Linked DNA regions of Mus musculus: region 1 is linked to region 2. The links are chromatin loops, found by intact Hi-C in ENCODE. Cell type or tissue: heart. All regions are shown on one strand. Links, peaks and the distances in the headings refer to the core of each region. The heading gives the core; the rest is flanking DNA.

What was found. A loop is a pair of places that touch in the nucleus more often than their neighbours do. Peaks named below come from ENCODE experiments on the same cell type or tissue, not always from the same donor. Only the 100,000 strongest peaks of a DNase experiment are listed, where the experiment ranks them.
Region 1: it touches region 2 in a loop (2.3-fold over the local background); 2 of 42 quality-filtered maps call a loop at or near these places.

The regions. Positions count from the first base shown.
Region 1 is chr4:120,402,141-120,407,510 of GRCm38, reverse strand. Scmh1 (sex comb on midleg homolog 1) reads right to left here and starts at 2,163. Exons shown (of 18, transcript NM_001379185.1): 1 at 2,055-2,163. In heart, for the core only: a CTCF peak has its summit at 2,308; a DNase peak (open chromatin) is centred at 1,950; H3K4me3 peaks cover 2,988 bases; H3K27ac peaks cover 2,840 bases.
Region 2 is chr4:120,568,186-120,573,555 of GRCm38, reverse strand. Ctps (cytidine 5'-triphosphate synthase) reads left to right here and starts at 3,280. Exons shown (of 19, transcript NM_016748.2): 1 at 3,280-3,405. In heart, for the core only: no CTCF peak of the experiment used is centred there; DNase peaks (open chromatin) are centred at 3,265 and 3,515; H3K4me3 peaks cover 3,186 bases; H3K27ac peaks cover 2,788 bases.

The DNA of each region.
Region 1 (5,370 bases), core at 48-5,047, 170 kb after region 2:
ATTCTTTAACAAGTTACACAAAAGTGAAACAGTATTTGCACAAACTAACATTCCAGAAATTAAAATCTGACATGTGTGGAGCTGGTGAGATAGCTCAATGTTTAAGATCATGTATCTCTCTTCCAGAGGAACCAAGCCTAGCTCTTAGCACCCAACTGTTATCTTACAACTCTCTATAACTCCAGTTGTAGAGAAATCTTATTCCTCTAGCCTCCATGGGCGCGCGCGCACACACACACACACACAATTAAAAAGCAACACCTTTAAAATTTTGACTTATGTGCTACAAACTTAAAAACCACTAACCAATTCAAAAAACAAAGACATAAGTACAAAGATAAACACAGTTCTGACTGCTGGTATGCGCTTGCCTTAGTTACAAAAACAGTGAAACTTTGCTCAGATCTTGAATGAGGTCCCAGCCACAGATCTTAGCATTTTATCTACAAAGCCATCACTTCCCTAATGGGCTTAAGAAATTACTTGTTTGCAGGGATGCTTAGGCAAAGGTCTAAAAAACTAATAAAAGATCCGTTTTAAGTACTTTAACCCTACGTACCACCAAGGCTAAGAATTAAACTTTAAAAAAAAAAAAAGGAAAAAAAAGGAATGCTTTTTTAATGAGCAACAGAAAGTGTTTTTTTCACAGCAAGTTGAGGCCTTCTGCTGGCAGGGAAAAAAAGCAGAGTTCATTGTCATAAGGCAGTTCTCTCTCCAAGCAAATATTAAATTGCAGTTTGGCACCAATCTAGGTCTCAGTCCTTTTTAGAGCAAAAATAATAAGCTCTTTTATCTGCATGATATATTACACTGTACAATCTTTTGATATACATTAGCTCACTTGATGAAGTGTTCAATTTTTCAAAGGAAGAGAAACCACAAAACAGGATGATCTCTTTTAGCTTGGGGGAACACATGCTACTACTATACAGCTTTTCCCTCTCCCCTCCCTACCCCCACCCGCTAAGTTCAACGCAGTACGAAAATGAGGAAGGGAGAGTACTTTTTATTTAAGGTCAGTCCTTTAGGGTCAAAGCTCTTCCCTTAGAAATGATTGAGCTTGGTCTCTCTGCTCACAAGAAGCTCTTCTGTGGGGGCAATATGGGCAAACCAGTGCTCATCAAAGGAGCGGATCAAAGACCAGAGTAAAGAAAAAGACTAAAGGAATTGGGAGTTAGCCAAAATAAGACTCAGGGGACACGATTACTATCTTCACTCTTAACAGCTGCCCAAGAGGAAACGAAGCAGAAAGACGAGAGACAGCCGTTCCTTTCTACCTATAACCAAATCCATCCAGGACCAGACTGGACGGCCTTACTTTAGAAAGGTTATTAGGACTAGGACGGAGAGCCGTCCTAAAAGGTTCGCCAAATTATTAGGGTATTATTTGGAATTTTTAAAGATAACTTCCTTCCCGAATAGGATAAGAGTAGGGGGAGCCTGGATGACTCTCAGATCTCTTCGCTTTGGGGTATGTTTTGGGGTTCACCTATCTACTAGGGAACTCCTTCCCCTGCTGTGCTCTAAGGTTGTCCGCCGTTCCCTGTCTCAGGTTCGAAACCTTCTGTAGCCGCCGGGTGTTTGCCCGGCTCCAGGCAGGTGACACAAGTGAGTCTCCCCCACCCCGCCCCCAGCCCCGGGACCCCTGAAGAAAGCTCCAAGCCCACTGTGTTCACGACCCCCGGTGCTCCGCTGCTGGGACCCAGGCGAATCTCTCTGGCGACGCGTCCCAGCAGCCCGAAAGAGCCCCCGCACTGGGCCCGAGCCAGGCTTCCCGGTTCCGCCCCAAGCCCTGCTCCCCGCTCGGAAGGGGCCCTGTGCGGGGACTCGCGCGCCGCGCCCCCGACCGACCCCGACGCGTCAGGCCGCCGCCGGACACTGGGCCCGAGCAGATGCGGCGCAGGCCGCCGGGGTTCTGGCCGGGTTGACACGGCCGCCGGAGGGCCGCGGACACAGACACCAGGGTCACCGGGCGGGGACTCGCTCCAGCCCGTGGCCGTAAGGCGGGCCTTGAGGGGCCCGGACCGGGCCGGGGGTGGCAGTGAGGCGCTTACCTGAGGGCGACAGCGGCGCGGGGCGCGGGCGGCTCACTCCCATCCAGCCGCCATGTTTCCGCTGCGCAGGGAGCGAGCGAGGACGCCGGCAGGGGCGGGCGACGGCTCTGGAGAGCGGCTCGGCTGAGGCGGCGGCGGGAGGCGGGGGGCTCCACCGAGGCGGCGGCGGCGGCGGCGGCGGCGGCCGAGGGGCGGGGGGCGGGGGCGAGAGCTGCCCAGCCCCGCCCGCCAGAGACTCCTGCCGCGAGGTGGCGCGCGCCGCGGCCGTTGGGTTCTCTCGCGCGCGCGCGCGGGGCGGCGGGAAGGGGCGACCCCTCGCGCCTTCCCCCCGCCTCGCGACCGCCAGCCCTAAAAAAAAAAAAAAAAAAAAAAAAAAAAAAAAAAAAGCCGCGACCCACTGGATTGCTCGCGTCTCCCAGACAAGTGAATGACGTCCTCTGAGGTCCCAGGTTCGAATCCCGTCGGCCCTCAGCCCCCACCCAGCTGGTGGCCGGCTGTGGAGTAATCTTAAAAGAGTTCCTTCGCACCTTTAGTCTTTCCAATGCGCAGGCGGGAGGAAAACTACTATGAGGAGAAAACCAGTGCGCCCCAAAAGGTGCAACAAGACTAACAAAAGCAGGCCTTCACTTTTGCCCCGTAGTAGGCTTTGAATGTTAGCGTGCTAGGTACTACAGTGGCTAGGGTCCTTCCAATGATGCTACCCCACCCCACACACAATTGTGTCTCAAGAACGTTATGTTTTAGCCCGCGGAAACTGAAGTTCATGGGGGTGGGGGGGAGAGCTACGTCTCCAAGATCACACAATTTTACTGGCTGTGCTCTTGCCTGGAGGTCAGGTGTTAAGGGAAATGCTGGTTGATTTTTATCAGCCTGAAACAAATCTACTCTTATCTCAGAAGGTGGAATCTCAGTTGCATAACAGTCTCCATCAGAATGGCCTATAGGCAAAGTCTGGGTGGGCATTTTCTTGTCTAATGATTGATGTGGGAGGTGCTACCCCTGGGCAGAGGTGGTCCTAGGTGGTATAAAGAGAGGCCAATAAAGGATGTTGCTCCATAGCCTAGCTTCATTTCCTGTCTCCCTGTTGCTGTTCTCACCTCCCTCAGAGATGAACAATGTTGTGGAAGTGTAAGCCAAATAAACCATTTCCTCTCCCAGGTTGCTTTTGGTAGGGGTCTTTATCACAGCTATGGAACTCACACCAGAACCAGAGAGTTCCGGGAAAGCAGCCCTTACTTAGCCCGAAGCTCATTCAATCTGGTTCCTAGAGGAAGCTGCAAAGAAAGGCTTCTCAGGATGAGGAGAGACTGAGAGCAAAGGTGTGGCAGGGATGGCTATCAAGAGTCTGAGAGGCTCTGGGAATCTGGTGGTGATGCTGTTAATGTTAGAGAATGAAGGGAAGCCAAAGCACGGCAGATCCTTGCACATCTACACTAGAACTTCAATTTTTTTTCCTCTCTCTCTTCTATTGGATATTTTCCTTATTACATTTCAAACGTTATCCCCTTTCCAGGTCTCCCCTCCAAAAACCCCCTATCCTATCCCTGCTCCCCCAGCCTCTATGAGGGTGCTCCCCCACCCACCCACACACTCAATGCCTTCCCTCCTTGACATTCCACGACACTGAGGGATCAAACCCCTAAGGCCCAAGGGCCGCTCCTCCCACTGATGTCCAACGAGGCTATCCTCTGCCACATATATGGCCGGAGCCATGGGTCCCTCCCTGTATACTCTTTGGTTGGTGATCCAGTCCCCGGGAGCTGGGGGGGGAGGGGTCTGGCCAGTTGACACTGTTGCTCCCCCCATAGGGCTACAAACCCCCTCAGTTCCTTCAGTCCCTTCTCCAATTCCTTCATTGGGGACCCCATGCTCAGTCCAATAGTTGGCTGCAAGCATCTGCCTCTGTATCTGTCAGGCTTTGGCAGAGCGTCTCAGGAGACAGCCATATCAGGCTCCAGTCAGCAAGCACTTTCTAGCATCTGCAATAGCGTCTGGGTTTGGCAACTGTATACGGGATAGATTCCCAAGTGGGGCAGTCTCTGGATGGACCTTCCTTCTCCCTGTACAAAGTTCAAGTCCAAGTGGATCAAGGACCTCTACAGAAAACCAGATACCCTGGATCTAATAGAAGAGAAAGTGGGGAAGAACCTCGAACACATGGGCACAGGGGAAACATTCCTGAACACCAATATTTATGCTCTAAGATCAAGAATTGAAAATGGGACCTCATAAGATTGCAAGGCTTGCCAGGCGATGGTGGCATGCCTTAAACTCAGCACTTGGGAAGCAGAGGCAGGTAGATCTCTGTGTTCGAGGCCAGCCTGGTCTACAGAGTGAGTTCCAGGACAGCCAGGGCTACACAGAGAAACCCTGTCTCAAAAAACAAAAAAACAAAACAAAACAAAAAACAAACAAACAAAAAGAAGATTGCAAGACTTCTGTAAGGCAAACCACAATAGGTCAAAACAGCAACCAATAGGTTGGGAAAAGATCTTTACCAATCCTACATAGAGGGCTAATATCCAATATATACAAGGAACTCAAGAAGTTAGACTCCAGAGAACCAAAGAACCCTATTTAAAAATGGGGAACAGGGCTAAACAGAATTCTCAACTGAGGAAAATCGAATGGCTGAGAAGCACCTAAAGAAATGTTCAACATCCTTAGTCATCAGGAAAATGCAAATCAAAACAACTCAGATTCCATCTCACACCAGTCAGAATGGCTAAGATCAAAAACTCAGGTGACAGCAGATGCTAGCAAGGATGTGGAGAAAGAGGAACATTCCTCCATTGCTGGTGGGATTGCAAACTGGTACAACCACTCTGGAAATCAATCTGGTAATTCCTCAGAAAATTGGACATAGTACTACCTGAGGGCCCAGCTATACCATTCCTGGGCATATACCCAGAAGATGTTCCAACATGTAATAAGGACACATGCTCCACTATGTTCATAGCAGCCTTATTTATAATAGCTAGATGCTGGAAACAACCCAAATGCCCCTCAACAGAAGAATGGATATAGAAAATGTGTTACATTTACACAATGGAGCACTACTCAGCTATTAAAAACAATGACTTCATGAAATTCACAGGTAAATGGATGAAACTTGAAAATACCACCCTGAGTGAGATAACCCAATCACAAAAGAACACACATGGTATGTACTCACTGATAAGTGGATATTAGCCCAAAAGTTCAGTATACCCAAGATATGATTCACAGACCATATGAAGCTCAAGAAGAAGGAAGATCAAAGTGTGGATGCTTCAGTGCTTCTTAGAAGGGGGAACAAAATTTCACAGGAGGAAAT
Region 2 (5,370 bases), core at 202-5,201:
TTGGTGGTCCATGTCTGTAATCCTTGTATTTCATAAGTGGAGGTAGAAGGATCAGAAGTTCAAGGTTGTCCTTGTATTACAAAAAAAATGAAGAAGCTGGGCAGTGGTGTGGAATACCAGCACTTGGGAGGCAGAGGCAGGCAGATTTCTGAGTCCAAGGCCCCCCTGGTCTACAGAGTGAGTTCTAGGATAGCCAGGGCTGCACAGAGAAACCCTGTCTCGAAAAACCAAAAACTAAAACTAAAACAAAAAAAGAAAGAAAGAAAAAGAAAGGGAAAGAATGTTTGATTAAAAAATTGCTGTTTGAGTTTGAGTTGCTGACTGACTTGATATTAATTTCTAAAAGAATCATTAAATGAATTTTGGCTTGGGATTAGAACTTCCAGCAACTTCTGAAATGGCTATCAGCATAATTCTGACATTTTACATTCAGTTATATACATTTATTTGGTCTTCTCATCACCGATGATTATATGATCTATCAACTCTAGAAAACCTTGAAGATAGCCTATATTCTGTAGTATCACATATTCAATCAAGACTCGTGTGTGTGTGTGTGTGTGTGTATACTCACTTGTAATGGGACATGTTAAGGTTAAGAGGCCCGAGAATGACATTAGAATGTCTTCCTCATATGTTCCTCCAGCTTTATTTCATTTTTGTTGTTTTTGTTTGGTTTGTTTTGGTTTTTTTTGTTTGTTTGTTTTGAGACAGGGTTTCTCTGTGTAGCCCTGGCTGTCCTGGAACTCACTCTGTAGACCAGGCTGGCCTCGAACTCAGAAATCTGCCTGCCTCTGCCTCCCGAGTGCTGGGATTAAAGGCTCGTGCCACCATCTCCCAGCGAAACACAGTTTTCTTCGGAAAAACCATACTTACTTCATGATGTATTAACTGTTTCAACTTCTGTGCTATGAAGACAGAGCTCAGTTGCTTGTGTAGCATCGAGTATGGGTGACCTGCCCTTTTTAGAAAGTTTGCCTTGACCCCATTCTCTGAGGAGCAGTTGATGATGAAAGGCATCCCAGAGAGGCAGGTGGAGATGGAGGACAAGATGCCTAGCTGACTAAGTACTGTGCTAGGAGGGGAATTACTCATGAAGTTCAGAACAAGTCCAGGCTAGGGATATCAATTCCAGAGTTGTCATTTTGAACATGATTATTTAGAAGATGATTTAAGTGGAGACTTTTAAAATAAGGCCCAAGGCAGAACACTATTTACAGGTCAAGAAGAGGATCTAGGCAGATGCAGGAGGCCTATAACTCAGGGAAAAAAATGAATATGGTTTCCAAGAAGCCAGGAGAAGACCATTTTAGGGAGGGAATGACCAGCGGGGACATAAGATGCCACAGAGGATGTCAGTTCAGGGGGCTGTGTTTTGGGACTATGGCTGCACATAGAAGCTTACAGGAAGACTGAGTCTAAGGTTAGGAAAACAAGTAGTTTAAGTATGCATAAATGCATTCACATCATGCACATATTGTCTTCCTTTAGGGTCTGAGAACAGGTATGGAATTAGAATCTGTACCCTATGTTCAGAGATAAGGTTTGGGAACATGAACTTGATTTTTGATCAAAACATTTTTGGTGGAATTACAGAACATAAACTGGGCTGGACATAGTTCAGGCTTTAACGACATTGGCTCATGACCAAAACACATAAAAATATTTAGTTAACAGGAACATGAACAATGGCTGACTAGAACTCGTACAAGGAAAAGGGTGGAAAACAAAACCCAGAGATAGTCAGTGCCAACATTTTCCTCGAGTTTTGCTGAAAAGTGACAGACTGGGAGGTGAAGCAGAGATGGCTGTAGACAAACAAGGGCCCTGGGCAAACATGGGAGAACCATGTAACACTCTGCACTGGGGTAGTAGAAGGAGAAAACTGGTGATGTGGAGGGGAGACATCCCAGGCATCGGTGAGTTGTATGGCACCTGAAGCAGTGAGAAGAGGGGGGCTGCCCTCTCCACTGCAGCCACTTGTCTGAAGTACCAAGATGAAAGACCATGCTGCTCGCACACATGAAAGCAGGCTGGTAGACAGAAGTTCTCTTGTTGGCTTGCATTTTCTTGGTGAAATGGAAAGCAAGACCATCAAAGAGAATATGGGAGAGTGGAGGGGAGTGAAGGGGTCCCCCAGAAGAGCGACTGGGGGAGGAGTTCAGTTTTGTACCTCTTATGGAAGCTTCTTGGAGCAGAGCAGTTTGGGTATTTGGGCAGACTCAGAGCATGCTGTTGGTTGGGATCTGAAAGAATCCGGAAGTCTCCGAGAGAAGCCCCTGTAGAATTCTCCTAAGTGGTTTCTTGGAATTCTACTTGTTTGAGTCATTTTCCTGAAAAAAACCAGTATGGTCATGGGAGGCATACCTTTTCTTTAACTCTTTCAGCAAAGACAGAAGAAAAAAAAAAGCAATAAATTACTCCTAATGGAAGGAAACAAGCCTCCTGGATGGAGTTCAAGGTACAAGGTACTTCCTAAGGAAACCTTTGTGTAGTTTTTGCAGGGTGGAGGGTATTAAAAACTCACATGGGTTTATGTAGTATTCAAAAGACAAAATCATCACCTTGGGTGCTGTAAATCTTTTGCCTACAACGCTCTGCATAGAGCTGCCCTTCCAACCTCTCCAGCCTGCACTGTTCACTCTGCAAGGCTCTTCTGGACCTCGCCTGGAATGTGCACACAGACTTTTTCTTCTGCCTCATTTTCTATTCCTCCCTCCCTTCCTTGCCAGTAAACGTTTCTGCTACGTGTTCAGAACCCGCTGTACACTAACTCCCCAAGTCCCAATCGTCTGTGAAAATCCCCATGACTTGTTAGAAGTGGGCTCGTTTGCCTCTCTACATTTAGTGCCGGATGGAAGTAGGCTCGCGACAGTTGTTCTAATGCAGGCACCGTCAGGGTGCGTTGTGTGGAAAGGCAGCTGGCTAGGACGTGAAGCCAAGCGGCCCGGCCTAAGAGGGAGACAAGCAGGCACCGGGAGAAGGCGGCGGTGCGGGGCGAGAGCACGAGATGATTTGGCCCGCAGCCTGAGGGAAGGCGGATGGGAGGTGAGAGTGTCCACCGGCTATTGCGGGACCAGGCAAAGGCCCTCAGGGTTCCGGTTAGATGCGAGTCACCAGCATCCTCTAGACCTCGGGCGAGGAAGCCCACAGAACCCACAACTCCCGAGACCCACCCGCAGTAGCCACTCAACAAGCTGCGGCGAGACGTCCCGCGCATGCGCGCCCTAGCCCCACCCTCCCCTGGGCCCGCCTCTCCCCGCCCTCTGCGTGCGCACCGCCTAGAGCCCGCCTCTCAGAAAGACGGCTGGCGCATGCGGCCCGGCCGAGCACTGGCTGCCCGAGGCTCACCACGCGCGCGCCGGCCTTGCTGTGGCTGACACGAGACTCCGAAGCCGGCCTCAGGTAGGCAGACTTCAGGGATCCCGGTGGAACGGCTCCCGGGTGCAAGAGCCTGTGGCGCCGACAGAGCCCGGCGCGGACGGCCACGCCGCCGGGGCGATAAACGTCTCTTCTCACCAATCAGGGGAGAGCTGGCCCGGCGTTCTGCCCAATGGGCTGCATCTCTAACGGGAGTGGGGCGGGCAGTCCCGGAACGCGAGCTGCCGGCTCCCGCGCGCGGGCCGCGTGGCCCGGCTAAGGAAAGGGGCCGAGTCCGGCGACGCGGGCAGCCGGGCTTGGTGAGGTAGAGAGCGCGGTGTGCCGCCGCGGAGGGGTCTCCCAGAGCCCCAGCCTGTGATGGGGCCCGACTGGCGGCCTTGAGCTCCTCCCGGCGCTGCCCGGCGCGCGGGAGGAAGGGGCTTGTAGGTTCGCTGGGCCTCACGGCCCAGGCTACCCAGCTGCTGTCTCTCTTTCCAGCCCAGCGCGAAGATGCTGGCGTTCTTGAGGCCACTACGTCAGCGTGGCTGCCTTACGTCCACACTCATTATTTTAAATCCTCAGCAGCCGGGTGACGCGGGTGGGTGCTGCTGTGGTTCTCGTCCCACTTTTTACGGCGGTGCGAACCCGGGCATCAGGCACTTCGGGGCTAGATTTAGATTTCAGCACATCTGCGGTGGATCCTGAGCCTGATTTTCACCAACTTCATTTTTTTTTTTTTTTAACAAAAGCTTTCACATTTTTCATTCGTGAATTTATCTGGTGCCCCTTGCTCTATATTATAGCTCCTGTACTTGAAAAACCTTTTGTGTCTTGTCATCTTCAGAAAAAAAAGTGCAGCGTGGACATTCAACTTTGCCCATGGACTGGCCCCTGGCCATCCCTTTGCCCTAATCTTTTTTTCTTGGTGCATCCTGTGGGCTCACCTGCTTGTTCATGCTTTGCCTGATTCCTAGCTCATTTCAGTCAGTCAGCCTTACGGGCCCATTACAAGGCAGGTTTTCAAAAGGAGCTCCTGGATCCTCCCTCAGTCCAGGTCATCTCTCCCGGAGATACTTAAGTTGGACCCACATTTGACTTAAGTTTGTGGTACCCCCAGCATGTGAGTAGCTCTCCCATAATAGGTAGTTTGTAAACGTTAGGGAATGGGTCCTCTCCAACTGGCTCTTTGTGGCTTTTGGAATATTTTTTTGCCAGTCACTCTGGGAGACTGCCAGAATCTTAGTGTCTGTCTGTCTGTCTGTCTGTCTGTCTGAGTCTCAATCTCTCTCTCTCTCAGAAACACACACGCACATACACACAGAGAGATCTGAATAAAGTTGGGACAAGATGAGGTGATCCCGTGACAACCTGTTCTGAACTGAGGAATCTGTAGGAACATCAGAAATTGACTCAGTGAGTCTAGGCTGTAGTCTTAGTAAGAAATGCCAGGATGCCAGGTTTGGACTTATCTAAAATACTAAAATATAGCCAAGTTTGATAAATGCATTAATAAGAAGGAACCATATAATTATGAGGTGATACAGTTTTTCTCTCAAGGATATTGTCTACCCTTTTGGGGTTCACAGTCTGCATAAGCATACTAAACACTCCTGAAGGTCTTGGGTTAAAGACTAGTCATCATTTCTTTTGATTTTTTTTTTTTTTCTGCCCATAAAGTCACCTTCCCCTCTTTTGAGATAGGAATTCCATATGTATGTAGATCAGGTGTCTTTGAACTTGGGGCAACCCTCCTTTCTCTTTCCAAGTGCCCCTTTCTTTACAGGCATGGAGTACCTTATCCTGTCAAAACCTTTCTGGGAAACCCAGTTGTATTTTGTAGAAGTACACTTTTGAAACGACTGCGCAGAGGGTAGAAAGAGCAGGATAACATTCCTTACTGTGTAAGGGGAAAGGTATTTCAAGCATTATGCTTTCCTTGCCAAGTTTGTTCATTCTCGTTCCTGGGAGGAGTGGAGCTGGGAAATGCGTCCTGCAGAATTCCCCTTTCTT